Linked DNA regions of Homo sapiens: region 1 is linked to region 2. Evidence: read pairs that join two places in POLR2A ChIA-PET (ENCODE). Cell type or tissue: MCF 10A. All regions are shown on one strand. Links, peaks and the distances in the headings refer to the core of each region. The heading gives the core; the rest is flanking DNA.

The links. Peaks named below come from ENCODE experiments on the same cell type or tissue, not always from the same donor. Only the 100,000 strongest peaks of a DNase experiment are listed, where the experiment ranks them.
Region 1: POLR2A ChIA-PET joins it to region 2 with 7 read pairs; 12 of 35 experiments call an interaction of 5 or more read pairs at or near these places.

The regions. Positions count from the first base shown.
Region 1 is chr9:94,068,990-94,078,764 of GRCh38, forward strand. It overlaps a transcript of PTPDC1 not described here. Among named protein-coding and RNA genes, the nearest start is that of PTPDC1, 11 kb to the right of the region's middle. In MCF 10A, for the core only: no CTCF peak of the experiment used is centred there; no DNase peak of the experiment used is centred there.
Region 2 is chr9:94,152,000-94,161,774 of GRCh38, forward strand. It overlaps the pseudogene LOC107987099. Among named protein-coding and RNA genes, the nearest start is that of MIRLET7A1HG, 9.4 kb to the right of the region's middle. RefSeq lists enhancers at 1,864-2,033, 2,170-2,339. In MCF 10A, for the core only: no CTCF peak of the experiment used is centred there; a DNase peak (open chromatin) is centred at 5,162.

The DNA.
Region 1 (9,775 bases), core at 2,421-6,420, 84 kb before region 2:
TCCCCACCATTCCTATATTCCTCACTCTCTGGCACAGCAAGATCTTCCAGCTCATTTTATTCTCTTCTTGCCCTGGCCCAGAAATCAGCCATTTCTTCAAGGAGCCTTGGTTCTTTTTAGTAGGAAATATAACCAAGATCTGGTATGCTCACTACTACTGGTATATCATGATTCCCAACCCCTTTTAGGGGACAAAGCTGGGAAATATGTGTTCATACATATACATATGTACCTGTCCATTTTTACGGGTACAGTCATCCCTCCTTGTACACAGGGGATTGGTTCCAGGACCCTCCCACCCCCGGTATACCAAATCCATGCATACTCAAGTCTCACAGTCTCCTCTGTGGTACCCACCCATACTAAAGGGTTTTGCATCTTGCATATACTGTATTTTCAGTACCTTTTGGTTGATAAAAATCTGCATATAAGTGGACCAGCTCAGTTAAAACCTCAAGAGTCAACTGTATATTTATTTCTGTTTCTGTCTATATATATTGAAAACCACAAGTTCACTTTGGTACTTCCAATTCTTTTTTTTTTTTTTTTTGGACAGAGTCTCGCTCTGTTTCCCAGGCTGGAGTGCAGTGGTGCAATCTCTGCTCACTGTAACCTCCGCCTCCTCTGTTTAAGCAATTCTCCTGCCTCAGCCTCCCAAGTAGCTTGGATTACAGGCACCCGCCACTGCGCCCAGCTAATTTTTTTAGTAGAGACGGGGTTTCACCATGTTGGCCAGGCTGGTCTTGAACTCCTGACCTCAAGTAATCTGCCTGCTTCAACCTCCCAAAGTGCTGGGATTATAGGCGTGAGCCACCATGCCCAGCCAATACTTTCTTTTTTTTTTTTTTTTTTTGAGACGGAGTCTCGCTCTGTCGCCCAGGCTGGAGTGCAGTGGCACAGTCTTGGCTCATTGCAACCTCCGCCTCCCGGGTTCACGCCATTCTCCTGCCTCAGCCTCCCGAGTAGCTGGGACTACAGGCGCCCGCCACCACGCCCGGCTAATTTTTTGTATTTCTAGTAGAGATGGGGTTTCACCGGTTAGCCAGGATGGTCTGGATCTCCTGACCTCGTGATCCGCCCGCCTCTGCCTCCCAAAGTGCTGGGATTACAGGCATGAGCCACCACGCCTGGCCAATACTTTCAATTCTAATCCATTATTACACCATCTTTATAGCTGTTCCCATTTATAATTATGTAAGAATGAGAAACCTGGCTCTTATTATCCCCAGTATGTTTGCTTATTTACTCAGCCGTACTTTTCCTAACCAGTCTCTCAACCCTGCCAGGCCATCACCCAACTCGGCTGTATTTTCCACACAGGGCCCGTACCCTGCCAGGCCCCACAGCATATGCCATGCACCCTACTATTTGCCTGCCTTGTGTTGCCCTGACCTTTGCTGGATGACCCTTGCTTAGGCTTTATGTATGGCTCTTTCTCTTTGATTATATATACATTTTTAATTAAAATATTGAGATAATTGTACATTCACATGCAAATATAAGAAATAATACAGAGGAATCATATTTACCCTTTATCCAGTTTCCACCAATAGTAGCAGCTTGAAAAACTATTGTGTAATAATAATATCACAGCCAGGATATTGACATTGTTTTGGTCAAAATACAGAACAGTTCCATCAACACAGGATCCCTCCTACTTCCTTTATAGTTAAACCCACCTACACTCCTAACTCTGGCCTGTGGCAACCACTATCTGTTCCCCAGTTCTATAATTTTGTCATCGCAAAAATGTTATGTATATAAAATCATACAGTATGTAACCTTTTAGGAGTGACTTTTTTCAGTCAGCCTAATTCCTTTGAGTTTCATCCAGGTTGTTGTGTGTACCAATAGTTGAGTCCTTTTTATTGCTGAGTAGTATTCCGTGGTATGGATGTACCACAGTGTGTTTATCAGTTCATTCACTGAAGGGTGTCTGGATTCTTTCCAGTTTGGGGCTATTATGAATAAAGCTGCTGTAAACATTCATGTACAGATTTTTGTGTGTAGATGGGTTTTTATTACTTTGGGATAAATACCCAAGAATTTACTTTCTAGGTCATATGATAGTTGCATGTTTGACTTTATATGAAACCGCCAAACTGTTTTCCAGAGTAGTTGTACCATTTTACATTCCTACCAGCAATGTACGAGTGATCAAGTTTCTCTACATCCTCACCAGCATTAGGTTTTATCAGTATTTATTTTAGCCATTAGAGCAGTTCTATAGTGGTGTCTTTTGTGGTTTTAATTTGCATTTCCTTAATGGCTAATGATGATAACCTCTTTTCATGTGCTTATCTGCCATCTGCATATTCTCTTTTTACATATCTGTGCATGTCTTTTATCCACTATTTTTTTTTACTGTTGAGTTTTAAGAGTTCTTTATATACTCTAGATACTAGATCTTGCTCTGATACGTGGTTTGCAGATACATTCTCCCACTCTGTAACTTACCTTTCCATTTCTTCATATGATCTTTCTCTGAGAAAAAGTTTTTAATTTTCATGAAGTCCAATTATTCTTTTATGGATTACACTTTTGCTGTCAAGTCTTCAGAACTTTTCATCTATCCCAGTGCCCTGAAGCTATGTGAATGTGTTTGTAGATTCACTGTTGGGTTTCACTGATCTATATATCTGTCCATCCACCAATACCACCCTGTCATGAATACTGTAGTTATGTAATAGGCCTAGTATTGGATAGAGTGATTCTTCCCACTTACCCTCTTTTTCAGGATCATCTTAGATAGGACCTGTGACTTTAAATAAGCTTATTTATGTCAGCAAAAAATATTACTGGGATTTTTATAAGAATTAAATTTGTAAATCAATTTGAGGAGATTGCCATCTTTACTTTGTTGCATCTTCTAATTTATAATCACGTTTCTCTTTTTTTATATCTTTGATTTATTTCATCAGAATTTTATAATTTTCAGCATACAGATTCATACATGTTTTAAGTTTATACTTAAGTATTTCATTTTCTTTGGGGAGATTTTAACTGGTATTGTGGTTTTTTTGTTTGTTTGTTTTGAGATGGAGTTTCACTCTGTTGCCCAGGATGGGAGTGCAGTGGCATGAACTCAGCTCACTGTAACCTCCACCTCCCAGATTCAAGCAATTCTCCTGCCTCAGCCTCCTGAGTAGCTGGGATTACAGGCGCCTGCCACCACGCCCAGCTAATTTTTGTATTTTTAGCAGAGACGGTTTCGCCATGTTGCCCAGGCTGGTCTCAAACTCCTGACTTCAGGTGATCTGCCCGCCTTGGCCTTGCAAAGTGCTGGGATTATAGGCATGAGCCACCACACCTGGCCTAGGTATTGTGTTTTTAAATGCAGTTTCCACATGTTTTTTGTTTGTGTATAGAAATGCAATTGATTTTTGTATGTTGATTTTATGCCTTACTACTTTGCTGAACTCACTTTCCATTCTGGGAAGTTTTTGGTGATTCCTTGGGATTTTCTTACATAAACAATCATGTCTGCAAATAAGGACAGTTCTATTTCCTCTTTTCCAATTCATATGCTGTTATTTTTTTTTTCTTGCCTTATCATAGTAGCCTAAAACTTCTACCAAGCAGAATAAGAGTCACAAGAGCAGAGTCTTTGCCTTCTTCCTGACCATAGGGAGAAGGCATTCAGTCTTTCACCTTTCAGTATGATGTTAGCAGCAAGTTTTCCATAACAAGTTGAATTAGTTCCCCTCTATTCTTAACTTGCTGAGAGTTTTTATCATGAGTCAGTGTTGAATTTTTTTATCTAATGCTTTTTCTGTGTTAATTGATATGATCATATGATTTTTCTTCTTTAGCCTGTTGGTGTGGTGGATTATATTGATTGATTTTTTAATGTTAAACCAGCCTGTACCTATAATAAATTTCATTTGGTAGTGGTGTATAATTCTTTTTATGCATTGCTGGATTTGATTTGCTCGTATTTTGTTGAGGATTTTTTTCCTAAGTTCAGGATTGATGTGGGACTATAGTTTTCTCTTTTTGTACTCTCTTTATCTGCTTTTGGTATCAGGGTAATGTTAGCCCCATAAAAGGAGGTGGGAAATGTTCCTTCTTCTATTTTCTGGAAGGCATTGTGGAAAATTGGTGCCCATTCTTCTTTAAATGTTCGGTAGCATTCTCCAGTGACGTCATTTAAGCCAGGAGATTTCTTTTGGGGAACTTTTTGTTTATTAATTCAATTTCTTTAATTTTTATAGAACTGTTCAGGTTGTCTCATTCATCTTGGTTGAGTCTTGGTAGTTGGCAGTGTTCAAGGATTTGATCCATTTCTTCTAAGTTGTCAAATTTATGTCAACAATTTCTAATTTGTTTGTATTAGTTCCTTGTTATCCTTTAAATGGATGCCAGATCTGTAGTGATAGCTCCTGTTTCACTCCTGATATGGGTGATTTGTGTCTTTTTTTTATTTTTGTCAGTCTTGCCAGATCTGTAGTGATAGCTGTGTTTCATTCCTGATATGGGTGATTTGTGTCTTTTTAAAATTTTTGTCAGTCTTGCTAGAGGTTTATCAATTTTATTAATTTTCTTCACAGAGCCAGCTTCTTATATCACTGATTTGCACTGTTGTTTTCCATTTTTAATCTTACTGACTTATGTTCTTATTTTTATCTGTCCAATGCTTGTTTTGTGTGTGCTTTGCTCTCATTTTTCTAGTTTACTTAGGTTGAAATCTGTATTACTAATTTGAGATCTTTCCTCTCCTCTAACATAAGCATTAAGTGATAGAAATTTCTTACAAATCTCTGCTTTACCACCATCTTATATATATTTTGATATATTTTCATTTTATTCAGTTCTGTGTGTTTTGTAATTTCCTTTGAGACTTCCTATTTGACTCATGATTTATTTATAAGTTTGACGTTCAATTTCCCAAGTCTTTGGAGTTTTTCCTGCTGTCTTTCTGTTATCGATTTCTAGTTTGATTTCATTGTGGGCAGAGAACATTCTCTGTATGATTCCAGTTATTCTAGGAATCAGTGCCAAGACACATTATAATTAAAGTCCTTATTGGAAATTTTCAGCATATCATTTATCTCCATTTTGATGTCTGTTGATTGTTTCTTATGATTCAAGTTGTGATTTTCCTCATTCTTGGTATGACAAGTGATTTTCAACTGTATTCTGGACATTTTGGGTCCTTTTCTTTCTCGCTTGTCAGGCAGTGTTCTTCTTGAAGCATTAGCCAGGAGCCAGGTGAGTGTATATGCCCAGCTCCCTGTTCAGCCTCACTGACACCACCCCAACAAAAGTTGGGTGCTTCGAAACACTGCCTCAGTCCAGATGACGAAGTGGAATTTCAGCTCTCTCACCAGTTCTGTTTGACATCTTTGTGGTAAAAGTGGAACATTGCCTTGCACTGTCATGTTGCCTTTGAGTCGGGGGGATAAGATCAGCAACATGAGAAAAAACAAATCTGGGCCCCACTGCCACCTAGGAAGAAGTAGAGGGCAACTCACACTGCTTTGTTTCTGCAAGGTGTGACTGAAGCTCATTCCCGGCTGGGCCCTGTGGTCCTCAGGGGAGGAGAAGGTGGAAAGTGTAATGCCAAGCCTCCCACTCCCCACCACCTCTTTCCTCCTCATACAGGTGGAGTTGGGAGTTCAGCTCCCCACTGGACCCCATTGACACCAGGGGATTGGGAAATGGGAATGTTGACTATCCTGCTTCACACCCCCTCATTCTGCTTCATTGATGGCAAATGAGTGTGGAGGCTCAGCTCCCCTTGAAGCTCCCCTGTTGCTTGGGGCAGCAGCAGCAGGGACGTGAATACCAACTAGTCTTTCCTCCTACTGCACTGTTCAGTCTTGTGGACGCCAATTGAATGTGGAGGTTTGTCTCCCCACTGGGCCTCACTAAGATGAAAGTTATGGGGAAAGTAGAGTGTTTACAGGCCCCCACTTGCACAGCTTTGTTCAGTGTCCTTGATGATGGATGAGAACGAAGGTTCAGGTCTCCACTGGGTCCCACTTACGTAGAGGCAGGTGGTGAGCCTGGTATTGACTAATCCCACTTCAAACCACCCTGTTAAGACTGGTTACTGCTGGATGAGGCACAGCTCACAGATAGACCCCAATGACACCACCCTGGCAGAGGAACTGCAGCACTGCCCATTTCTATCTGATGGGGGGAATCATCTTTCTGCTCAGGTCACCACCACCACCCAGCAGGGGAATCAGAGTGCCACCTGCTTCTTCCAATTGGGGTATGGAAAATTAGCTCCCTGATCAGCCCCAAAACCACCCAGTGGGGGAATCAGAGCACCACATGGTCCTTCTAGACACAGTAGAAGATGAGATCCATGTTTATCTCTCCGACACCACCTGATGGGAGAAGTAGATTGATTCCACTTCTGCAGAGCAGGAGTATTTGATAGATGATCAGCTCCCTCTCCATCCTCTCTGAAACTGGGGGTTGGAAGATGATGTGGCATTTTTAACTGGAGTAGCGTGGGTATTGCCAAAAATATATTCAGTCGTTAGGTCACATATTCCACAGACCTTTGGCAAAGGGGGACAGGCTTTTCTTATAGCTTGTTCTGGGTTGAAGGCTTCTGCAGCACCCTATTGGGGATATACTGGAGGCAATAAAGAATCCCAGGTAGCTCACAGCCATACTGTTCCTCAAGTCCTGAGGTCCTTAGACAGTCTCTCACTCTCAGAGTCTTCCTATGTTTATCTGTTCTATTGTGTCCAGAGTTTCTAAGACGTAAGGATGAGGAATGGGGCAACTCTACTTGGACAGAAACAGAAGTCTGCCTAGTAGCTTTTTGCTTTATTAAGGAAAGGAGAGCAGGAAGGAGGGAGAAAGGGAGAATTTCCTTTAACTTTTTTGAGGTATAATTATCAATAATTCACCCATTTAAAGTACCAATCCAGTGTTTTTAGAACATTCAAAGAGCTATGTAACCAACACAAAGTCAGTTTTGGAAGATTATTATCACCCCAAAAAGAAACCTTGTGCTTTTTTGTTTTGGTGTGTGTGTGTGTTTTGTTTGTTTGTTTGTTTTTTTGAGACGGAGTTTCGCTCTTGTTGCCCAGGCTGCAGTGCAGTGGCATGATCTTGGCTCACTGCAACCTCTGTCTCCCAGTTTTCAAGCAATTCTTCTGCCTCAGCCTCTCAAGTAGCTGGGATTACAAGCGCATGCTACCGCACCCAGCTAATTTTGTATTTTTCATGGAGACAGGGTTTCACCATGTTGGTCAGGCTGGCTGGTCTCTAACTCCCGGCCTCAGGTAATCCACCTGCCTCAGCCTCCCAAAGTGCTGGGATTACAGGCGTGACCCACTACGCCTGGCCACTTTGTACTCTTTAGCAAGCACCAGCTGCCATTTGTTGTTTCCCTCCCCACTGGCCCAAGGAGCCACCAGACTACTTTCTGTCTCTATAGATTTCATTTTTTCTGGACATTTCATATAAATGGAACCATATAAATATGTGGTCTTTTGTGATTGGCTTTTTTCACTTAGCATAATGTTTTCAAGGTTCATCCATGTTGTAGCATGCGTCAGTGCTGCTTCCTTTTTATGGTTGAATAATTTTCCATTGTGTAGATATTTATTTATCTACACATTCCATTTATCCATTCCCCTGATGGGCATTTGGACTCTTTTCACTTTTTGGCTATTATGAGTAATAATAAAACCTGAGTTTTTGTGTGGACATATGTTTTCATTTTTCTTGGGTATTTACCTAGGAGGAAAGAACTGGGTCATATGGTAACTCTGTTTAATCATTTGAGGAACTGCCAGACCATTTTCCAAAGTGTTTGCTTCATTTTATTTACCCACCAGCAGTAGATAAGGGCTCTCATTTTTTTTTACATCCCCATTGATACTTATTATTGTCGGGCATTTGATTGTAGCCATCCTAGTAGGTATGAAGTGATATTTCATTGTGATTTTAATATGCATTTCCCTAATGACTAGTGATGTTGAGCATCTTTTCATGTATTTATTGAAACTTTCTACATCTTTTTTGGAGAAATGCCCACTCAAATTATTTGCCCTTTTTAAATTATTGAGATATAAGTCACATACCATAAAATTGAACCTTTTAAAGTAGTCATTGGTTTTTAGTATATACTTAAGGCTGTGCAGTCATCAACACTATTTAAATCCAGACTATTTTCATCAGACCAAAAAGAAATGTTCTACCAATTAGCACTTGAGAATACAGAATAATAAGCAAACTCAGTTTATCCTGCTACACTCTCATAACATGTTTCTGACACCAGATGTGCGGGGTTTTTTCCACACACCAAACAAGCAATAAATTCTGCAGGGGACTCCAGATGGGTGTCCTCCAATTTAATTCTGACATTATCTACCTAGAGATAGTGTCAGATCCAACAGGTTGAGGGCTAAGTCTTATAAGATTGCCTCCTACTTCTGATGCCAGTCACAAGCCCCAGCTTGTTTAACCTGTGCTTCTGACTGACTGGCTATAAATTGGGGTTCCCACACCCCTCTCTTTGGATTTCATTAATTTGCTATAGTGGCTAACAGTACTCTAGGAAACACATTTACCAATTTATTATAAAGGCTGTTACAAAGGATGGAGATGAAGAGATGCATAAGGGTGACATATGGTGGAAGAGGCACAGAGCATCCATGCTGACCCCAAGTGTGCCACCCTCCAGCAACCTCCATGTTCTCAGCTCTTTGAACCCTATCCTAAGCTTTTATTAAGGCTTCATCACATGGCATGATTGACTAAACCACTGGCCATTGTTGATCAACTTAACCTTCAGCCCTCTCCCCTCCCCAGAAGCTGGATTTGGTGCTGAAAGTCCCAACGCTGTAATCCTACCTTGGTCTTTCCAATGGCTAGCCCCCATCCTGAAGCTACAGAGGGACTGACAGCCACTAGTCAACTCATTAACATACAAAAAGATATCACCTTGGAGATTCCAAGGATTTCAGGAATTGTATGCCAAGAAACAGGGACCAAGACCAAATATGTATTTCACAGTATCCCAACAGTCAGTTCCCATTCCACTTTCACCCTAGTCCCCCTGGCAAACACTAATCTACTTTCTGTCCCTGTCAATTTGCCTCCTTGGGACATTTCATATAAATACATACTGTCTCTTCTAATTTGCCAGTGTCCTTTCTTTCACATGGATTCACATTAGTCTTGGGTAACTTGCTTTTAATCTGAAGAACCTCCTTTATATTTCTTACACGCTAAGTCTGCTAGCAACAAATTCTCTGCTTTTTGTTTACCTGGGAATTCCTTTATTTCCCCTTCATTTTTGACAGAAATCTTGCTGCATGTAAGATTCTTGATTGACAGCTTAATATTTAGCACTTTGAATATGTCGTTCCTCTACTTTCTGGTCTCCATGGTTTCTGATGAGAAGTAAACTTAATCTTTTTGAGGTTTCTTTGTACACAAGGAGTCATTTTTCTATTTGAGCATTTTTACTGTGATGTGTTTTAATGTGGATCTATTTGTATGTATCCTACTTAGAGTTTTTTGAACTTCTTGGATGTGTGGATTAATGTTTTTCATCAGATTTGGGAAGCTTTAAGCCATTATTTCTAAAAGTTTTTTCTACTCCTCTCTCAACTCTCTTTCTGTTCACTTATAGTAGGGTATATGTTGGTTCACTTAATGGTATTCCACATTTCTGTGAGGCTTTGTTCATTTTTTCATTTTTTATTCTCTGTGTTTTTCAGAGTGCATAATCTCTATCAGTCTTATCTTCAGGTTCTCTAATTCTTCCTTCTGCCACTTCAGATCCTCTGTTGAGCTG
Region 2 (9,775 bases), core at 3,640-7,639:
GGAATTTTGAGGTAATTTTCCCCTTTGGCACTGACTTTAGGATGGATCCTTCTGTCAGATGGGATACCCCTTTAAAAGGCTTTAATTCTTTGCTGTTCACAAAGCACGTTTACAACCTTTAGCCTACTTGACTCCCCGAGCAACCCCGGAGGGGCAGGAGAAGGCAGAGTTTCCATGTTTCATAGATTAGGTAGCATCAGCCACCAGCCTTAGGGGCCTCATCTAGGTTGCTTCGTCTTTGCTCATTATCAGGTGTAAACTAAGTTGACAATTTTTTTTTCGAGACGGAGTCTCGCTCTGTCGCCCAGGCTGGAGTGCAGTGGCGCCATCTCGGCTCACTGCAAGCTCCGCCTCCCGGGTTCACGCCATTCTCCTGCCTCAGCCTCCCGAGTAGCTGGGACTACAGGCGCCCGCCACAACGTCCAGCTAATTTTTTTGTATTTTTAGTAGAGATGGGGTTTCACCGTGTTAGCCAGGATGGTCTCGATCTCCTGACCTGGTGACCCGCCCACCTTGGCCTCCCAAAATGCTGGGATTACAGGCATGAGCTACCGCGCCCGGCCCCCTAAGTTGACAATTTACTTGGAAGAAGTCAAAAGTATTCATGAGACTTCATAATTCTGCCGTAACTTGAAACTCTGAAGCCAACTCCAAAAGCAGAGATGTGGCTCTGAAAGAGGCTCTGGAAGAGGGTCTCCTAGCTCTGAATCAAGTCTGCCGCGGTGAGGCAGGGTCTCCCTGAGATCCTCTACCCTCAACCAGCTACCTGGGCCACCGCCTGAGCCACTCCTCTCTTCCTTGCAGCTTGCACTTCTGCTGAGATCAATGACACTGCTTGGGACAGGCTAGGTCAAGCCCCTGAGGTGCAATTATATATTCCTCTTTAGACTATGCCTTTAAGAATTGGTTTAGTTTTTCACAAGTTTGCTATGGTTCTGCCTCATCTTCAGCAGTCACCTCTATGGTGTTCATTCAGAGCCTGCCCCTGAACTGAGTAAGGAAGGGGTGGAAGCAGAAGAAGCAGGCAGAGGGGATGGCTCCTCTTTGATCCCCTCCATCTAGAAATGTGCTCAGCTTTCAGTCCCGTAGTGGGGCTCACTTTGTTTGTGAAGGTCCTTGTAATATTATCAATAGCTACCAGGGGTTTAATGTCATCCAGGTGTCAGGCACTACTCCAGGCATCTTACGTGCATCGCCCTATTTAATTCTCATGGCAGTCCTATGAGGCAGGTGGTGTGGTAATGTGGGAAAAGCTCTGACCTTAGACTCAGAAGGACCTTGTCTTCTAATCCCAGTGCTGTCCCTTCCTGGCAAGTTATTTGCAGCCTTCTGAGCTTCGTCACCCATAAAACCGTACTATGTAGGCTGGGTGCAGTAGCTCACACTTGTAATTCCAGCACTTTGGGAGGCTGAGGCGGGCAAATCACTTGAGGCCAGCAGTTGGAGACCAGCCTGGCCAATATGGCGAAACTCTGCCTCTACTAAAAATACAAAAAATTAGCCGGGTGTGGTGGCACGTGCCTGTAGTCCCAGCTGCTTAGGAGGCTGAGGCAGGAGAATCACTTGAACCTGGGAGGCGGAGGTTGCAGTGAGCTGAAATTGCACCACTGCACTCCAGCCTGGGTGACAAAGCAAGACCCCGTCTAAAACAACAACAACAACAACAAAACAAAACAAAACAAAACAAAAACCATACTATCTAAAGCAAAGGGTGGTCGTGTGAGGATTCCGTGAAATAACAACATGCACTTACTAAATCACCACCAGACCATCCTAGTACTATCATCACCTCTGTTCTACACACACCAGGGTGTCCTGTGCAACTGACTTTTAATACTTGCTTCACACATTCACAATGTCATCAGCCTGGGTAGGGCAGGTCTCTAGTGCATAGGGTTGGAAAAGGAAGGAAAGAAAGTTTCACTGACTTTTCTTCTCTCAATCAGTTGTGCCTAAGTGATGAAAAGCCAATATGCAGGATATTCAAGCTCTCTGGGGACCACAGTTCTCACCAGGTAGCCAAGATTGCTGATGTGTACACAGAAAGGAAAGCTAGCTTTGCTGAGGACATTCAGCAGGTGCTGCAGAGATCTGAGAGCACAGCCCAGGAAACGGAGGTATGGCTTGAATGGTTCCTCTCCTGTCCCCACATTAACAGGAAGACAATGTTTGGTTCTGGTTTCAACAGTTTTCTCTTCAGAGCACTAGGCCAACAAAGGTAGTGTATAAATGCAAAGGAGAAATCATAGATTGCATTCTCTAGAGACAGGTTCCCCTTGAGTCTGTCCTGAAACATGCCAAGTTTTGAAATGCGCACCTTAAGAACTGGGTCAGTCCTGATTGCTTTCAGGACTTCAAAAAATGAACAGTTAATAGCCAATTAATTTACCTTCCCTGAGTTCAGAAGATGGAGCTAAGAGTCTAGGGAGACCAAAGCAGTTAGAGTACATAGGACAGAGTTCAGAGAGGAGATGGTTACACAAACAGAGATCCTGGAGACCTGTCAGGGGTCTTCCTTGAGTACTCAGCAGTGAACTGATCAGCATATGTCTGTGAAGACACTACCCAAGGTCAGACAAGGAAACATAAAAATATTGAGGGAAGAGCACCTGATGCTTGCACAGGACAAGGAACAATGCCTATTTCCACAAGACCGGAAAAACTCATACATCATGGAACACTGGGAAGAGCACTCAGAAGGTCTTGCCTCCAAGTAGTCAGAATAATTAGCCCTAGATGGACCACTGCTGTGGACCCACCTAAAAAACAATAAAAGCAAGACCTGAAAGGATCAAACTCTTTCCAAGTACCTCCACTGCATCCCATAACAAAATTGAAGATTTATAGGAATACAAAAATATCCAGCTCCCAACCAAGTAAAATTCACAATGTCTGGCATCCAATCAAAGATTACCAGGCAGGCAAAGAAGCAGGAAAACATAGTCTATAATGAGGACAATAATCACACAATCAAAATCAAATCAGAACTGAGACAAATGTTAGAATTAGTAGATGAAGACACTGAAACTTATTATAATTATATTCCATATTTCAGAAAGTTACAGACAGAAAATATAAAAATATTCAAATTAGATCTACATCTATGTACTCAAACAAAAATTTAAAATTTTCAAATTTTTAAATTATTTTTATTTATTTATTTTTTTTTTTGAGACATAGTCTCACTGTCTCCCAGGCTGGAGTGCAGTGGCACAATCTCAGGTCACCGGAAGCTCCACCTCCCGGGTTCACGCCATTCTCCTGCCTCAGCCTCCCAAGTAGCTGGGACTACAGGCGCCCGCCACCACGCCCAGCTAATTTTTTGTATTTTTAGTAGAGACGGGGTTTCACCGTGTTAGCCAGGATGGTCTCGATCTCCTAACCTCATGATCCGCCCACCTCGGCCTCCCAAAGTGCTGGGATTACAGGTGTAAGTCACTGTGCCTGGCCAGGATCCCTTTCTTAGAAGGCAGGAAACTGAGATCCAAGGCTGCCCAGCTAGCAAGAACCAAGATTCTCCTGGGTCTGTGTGGCTTCTTCATTGGTGTGCTTTCCCCTACTTTTTGCTGCCCCATCTGGAAAGACCTGATCATGGGGTGATGCTGGTACTGGGTTTTATTTCTTTTATTTATTTTTGAGAGAGGGTCCTGCTGTGTCACCCAGTCTGGAGTGCAGTGGCACAATCACGGCTCACTGCAGCCTTGACCTCCTGGGCTCAAGGGATCCTCCCATCTCAGCCTCCCGAATAGCTGGGACTGCAGGCATGTACCACCATGCTCAGCTAATTTTTGCATATTTTGCAGAGATGGGGTTGTGCCATGTTGCCCAGGCTGGCCTCAAACTCCTGAGCTCAAGCAATCCACCTGCCTTGGGTCTCAAAGTGTTGGGATTACAGGTGTGAGCTGCCGTGCCCAGCTTGGTGCTGGGCTTTAGGGGTGAACTGAAGACCACCAGTTCCGGAGTATGAGATCTTGACTTTTTCTAGAAATATTAGAATGGTTGCATCTGAGATTTCATTTATTTCCCTCTAAATTATTCAGGTGATTTCTTCCATGTGGCTATTCTTTCAACAATGATCTGCATTTGGCTGTAGCAGAAGTCCATGAGCAGTGGCTTTAAAAAATTAGGGGTTCTATTTTTTTACTTTAATGAAATGTCCCAAGGTAGGAAGTCAAGGCTGGCTGGCTTGGGATCCGTGATGCTCCAGCCCTTTTCTCTCAGCCATTTGGTAGGTGCTCTTGTCAGCACGTAGTCACAGGATGGCTGTCCCATATAGGCATCCTGTCCATGATCCCGGCAAAGGGAAAGGGAAGGGTCAAGACTGGTCCCAGGGGCACATGCCCACTTTTAAGCAGCTTCCTAAAAGCCCACCTGACTGGATTCTACTTCTGCTTCCATTGCACACCTGGTTACTCCCAATGTCAAGGGAAGCAGGAAATGAATGTAGTATTTTTAGCTGCCCACATTGGTTCCCCCAAAGAATCAGAGTTCTTTGGGTAGAAAAGTGGTGAAAAACGGGTAGTGGGCTGGCAACCAGCAGTGTCTGCCAGGCCTGGGGCCTCCCTGCCTCAGGGTGGAAGCCCGGGCAGAGCAGAACCTGTGGGCTGGAGGGCCTCCCTGCAGGGCTTGCCTAAGTGTGTGTTAGTGCTCCCTTGGCAGGACACAGAGAGGCTCATCAGACCTGTCCACCAGCACCACCAGCACAAGGACCATGATCAAAACCATCGGAAACTGCCTGATCAGCGGCATCCACAGCCGCAGCCACATGGTTACCTCAAAGCAGGAGCTGGAGCATGCCTCCGAGTTGGAGAGGCTGCAGTGGGTGGCCTGGGACCTCACAGTCCCCCGCCAGCTCTGCCACCAGATGCTGAGGCTCCTGCAGCAGCACCAGAATGCGATATAGTTTCTGCGAGAAAGGACAAAAAGTTCAGGACGGAGATGAAGAGGCTCATGCACGATGGCATGGTCCCCCAGGTCCCTGAAAAGGACAACATGTCTATCAGGCACTAATTTCAAGAGCTCATTAAAGGAATAGATATTGCTGACTTGGTCCTGCCTGAGTTAGCCCAGGCGCTGGCCACCGTGGCCAGGCTGCCCGAGGCCTGCAGGATGGGCAGGGCCACGCAGAGCGAACTGTTGGAACAAACGCTCCAGGAGATTTTATGCAAGTCAGAGTTGGGCTTGCTGCCAAAACCGAACAAAGAGGCAAAGCTTCCTGGGGACCCATGTTATTCCTCCTCCACTTCCTCCACTGGTGTGTTCTCCACACAAGGAAGTGGGCTTAAGTCTAGGGAATCAACAGCGTAAAGTCATATTTTGGCCTCAAAATGTCAAAAACTTTGATCATTTTGCCTGTAATTTGAAAGTTGCTAGACTTCACTTCTTAAAAAGAAAAAAAAAAAAAAAACTTTCCACATTGTGATCTCTCTCTTGATTTGGGTTATTCTGCTGCTAATTAATCATCCAAAGTTTTTTTTTTTTTTCCATTTTTAATGGAAACCTGCTTTAAAAGCTTGTTGCTGAAAGCTAACATAGGAGGGCTTTAACTAGTGGGAGATGCTGAGCTTGGCTGGGCTGGAGGTGGTGCAGGAGGTGAGTTCTTGGCACAACTGAACAGAACAGCATCGTGCTCTGATGACTTACTGTGCAATTTCAGCTCAATTGAGCTTCAAATACTAGACATTACAACGGCAATGACTCCACAGAAATGAAGCCTTGGTTAGCTCTTGTCCATGGATTTTGTTCTTTTTCCTTCACAACAGTCCTAACTACAGTTTATTAAATGCTTACCATAGACTACTATGCACCCTTTATATTAATGAGTTAATTTAATTCTCAAAATAACTAAAAGAGCTGAGAATTATTATCTCCACCTTATAGGTGGACACTCAGGGTCAAAAAATGTAAATAACTGGTTTAGGATCACATATTTACTTAAACAGTGAGCCGTAAAACAAATTCAAGTCCATCTGGGTGAGGCCTGACTTCTTGTAGGATATTCCTAAGTCTCTGAAAGCAGTACTGATTTGGAAACATCACCTTAAAGAACACTGCTGGCCTGCCGCGGTGGCTCACGCCTGTAATCTCAGCACTTTCGGAGGCCAATGCGGGAGGATCACTTGAGGCCAGGAGCTTGAGACCATTCTGGGCAACACAGGAAGACCCTGTCTCTACAAAAAAAAAAATTTTTTTAAATGGTCAAGCATGGTATCCCCCACCTGTAGTTCCAGCTACTTGGGATGCTAAGGTGAGAGGACAGCTTTAGCCTAGGAGTTCGAAGCTGCAGTGAGCTATGATCGTGCCACTGCACTCCAGCCTGAGTGACAGTGACATCCTATCTCAAAAAAAAAACCACTATTACAATTCTCCAGAAGTTCACTCACTCTTCTTTCCAGTCCACTAGTTTTTATTAAACATTTATCTTAAAATTCAGTGTTTATGAATTACTTTGTGAATGTCTATTATGACAAGCACTGAGTTTAATGCTTTACATACATTACGTTATGAGAACTCCATTCCACCTGAGGAGGTAAGCATTAGAGTGCCTAGTGCCGAACGAACAGACAGATGAACTGAGGTGAAAGGAGATCAGCAGTTTGTCGAAAATCGCAAATAGCATGGTAGAAATGTGGGTTCTAGATGTTACTCTCAAGCCAGTCCTCCTCCTAACCACTTTATTAGTAACATCTCTGGTTGCATGTGACAGAAATTCCATCCAGCTCCAGGTGAGAAAAGAGGGAAATGTACAGCTTCTGATGCTCAACGGGGAAGGGATGGAGTGTCCTTGAGGATGCCTGGATGTGGGGACTCAGCTGCTATCATGACCTCTTTCTCTGTTTTTTGTCTCTTTTTCTTTTTTCTTTTTGAGACAGAGTCTTGCTCTGTCACCCAGGCTGGAGTGCAGTGGCACCAATCAGCTCACTGCAACCTCCGCCTCCTGGGTTCAAGCGATTCATTCTCCTGCCTCAGCCTGCCAAGTAGCTGGGACTACAGGCGCCCGCCACCACACTTGGCTAATTTTTGTATTTTTAGTAGAGACGGGGTTTCACCATATTGGCCAGGCTGGTCTCAAGCTCCTGACCTTGTGATCCGCCCGCCTCAGCCTCCAAAGTGCTGGAATTACAGGCGTGAGCCACCGCGCCCAGCCTTGACTCTGTTTCTTGACTCTTGCTTTGCTTTTTCTGCTGTGGACTGACTTCTTCTCACATGTCATTACAGCTTGGGATCTGCAGCTAAGAGGACTTCCTTCTCCCAGTCCATGTTTACATTTCCAGGAAGGGACACTGGCCTTATTGAGGTACTGTCCCCTTATAGGACTTACCAGTGTGTGTTACCCACTCACCTCTGTGGTTAAGGTACTGTGATTAACAGCTGAGACCACAACCCCACAACTAAAGTGGGGCAGGAGCTGTATTTCAAAAGAAGAGGCATGCTTCCAGGCCAGAGGACACAAATTTAGATGACTTCAGGGGCCAGGCTTGTAGTAAGAATGAAGCAGGCTCAATGGGGACTGTGACAAATAGCAGAGCCCACGCTGCACATAAAGAAAATATTGTCATGTTGGAATGTAGGCTGAGTGTAGCCAGAGATGCCAATTTTTTCTGAGAGAAGCAAGAAATCTAGATTTTTTTTTTCCTGTTAAATGTCTTGATTCTTTTGCATGCTGTCAGCTAGTTAAAAATAGCTTTAAAACATTGCGTGGGTATAAGAAGGCACTTCTGTGAACCAGATGTGACCCCCAGGCCATCACCAGTTTGCAAACCCCTGGTTGTAGGTAGAAAATATAATAAATGTCCACTCCACCCCGGGAATGCTCCCTGGGGAGATTCACTATGCCTGGAGCCTCCAGCTGTGGGTTTTCTCTCTTTCTGCTGTAACTCTTCAAAAGGCAGCTCTTCTGAGCACACAGAAAATGGGAGGCTCCTAGGTGAGGTTTTGGAAGGCACTATCCAGACATCACCCTCATGGTCAACACATCCACCATGCTCTGTGCTAAGACAGACCTGGGTTGACTGTTGCAGAAGACCCAGCGTATTAGGCAGGGTTCACCAGAGAAACAAAGCCAAGAGGAGATATATCCAGATATAAACAGATTTATTATGAGGAATTGGCTTGTGTGATTTATGGAGGTTGAGAAATCCCACAGTCTACCATCTGCAAGCTGGTGACCCAGGAAAGCTAGCTGGTGGTGTGGTTCAAAGGCCTGAGAACTTGAGAGCTGATGGTGTAGATTCCAGTCTGAGTCTGAAGGCCTGAGAGCCAGGAGCACTGAGACCAGGAGAAGATCAATATTCCAGCTGAAATAGGTGGTGCAAATTCAACCCTCCTCCACCTTTTTGTTCCATTTGGGCTTTCAATGGATTGGATGCTGCCCACCCACACTGGGGAGGGCCACTTGCTTTCCTCAGTCCACCAATTCAAATGCTGCTGCCTTCCAGACACCCTCAAAGACACACGTGGAAATAATGCTTGGCCACATATCTGGGCACCCTGAGGTTCAGTCAAGCGGACACATAAAACTATCACATTCAGGAATAAGAGCAGGAAGTCTAACCTGTGAATAGTTGGGAGACCAAGAGGCAAACTCATCTTTGCAACACCATGTGATGAGTGTAGGGCCGGAGGAGAGCAGCTACACAAAGGCAGAGCACTAAATCTCTCCTAGAGAAAGGGGCTTAGGGAGGGTGAAGGTCACAATTTCCAGGAGTATGTGTTTGCTTTACCTTAGTTGTCTTGGTTACAAGGAAAACAGACTCATTTGTCCAGTTGCAGAAAGGTAGAGGGAGGGTTCTGTCCTAAGGCTGCATGGAGACAGATAGACAGGTAGAGTTGCAATCATGAGATGGCAAGGCCTCTGGGACACGGGCCTTAGGGACAAGGGGCCTCTGGCTGTGGTTTGGAGTTTGGCTACTCTAGGAACCTCAGCTGCAGGATTTTGGTCTACTCACTACTCAGCATCTCTGCCCAGTTTTCTCCTGGGCCCAGTCAGCTGCTTCTCCCTCAACTTATTCATACTTTCTGTGAGTCCTGACTTTCATGAGCTAGGCTCCCCTTGTGGCCACTCCTTTTATTTGTGTCCTTCAAGCTCAGCCTCCACTTTTTTTTTTTTCAGGTGGAGTCTCCCTCTCTCGCCTAGGCTGGAGTGCAGTCGTGTGATCTCAGCTCACTGCGCTCACTGCAACCCTCTGCCTCCTGCGCCCAAGTGATTCTTGTGCCTCAGCCTCCTGAGTAGCTGGGACTACAGGCATTTGCCACCTTGGCTGGCTAATTTTTTTTTTTTTAAGTAAAGGTGGGATTTCATCACATTGCACCATGTTGCCCAGGCTGGTCTCAAACTCCTAAGCTCAGGCAATCTGTCTGCCTCAGCCTCCCAAAGTGCTAGGATTACAAGCATGAGCCACCGCGCCTGGCCATCTCTTCACTTTTAATTCTACGCTTCGAGAGATATTTACTGGGTACCTACTGCGTTTGCCAGGCCCTGTTCTAGAATGTAAAATACAGTAGTGAAAACATGCCAGACAAGTTCCTCGCCCTCATGGGGGTAGAACATCAATAAAACAAGCAAGATGGAGCCAGAGAGTGCCAAAATGTTACAGTGTTACAAAAACAGAGTGGTGAAATCTCATTAAAGATGGAGATTTACACTGGGTGGCCAGCAAAGTCCTCCCTAAATAGGGGAGGTTCAAGTGCCATCTGGGTGACAAGGACCAGCCAGACGAAGATGGGACAAGCATGCCAGGTGACCTGAGCAGTGGCAGGAGTGGTGAATGGAGAG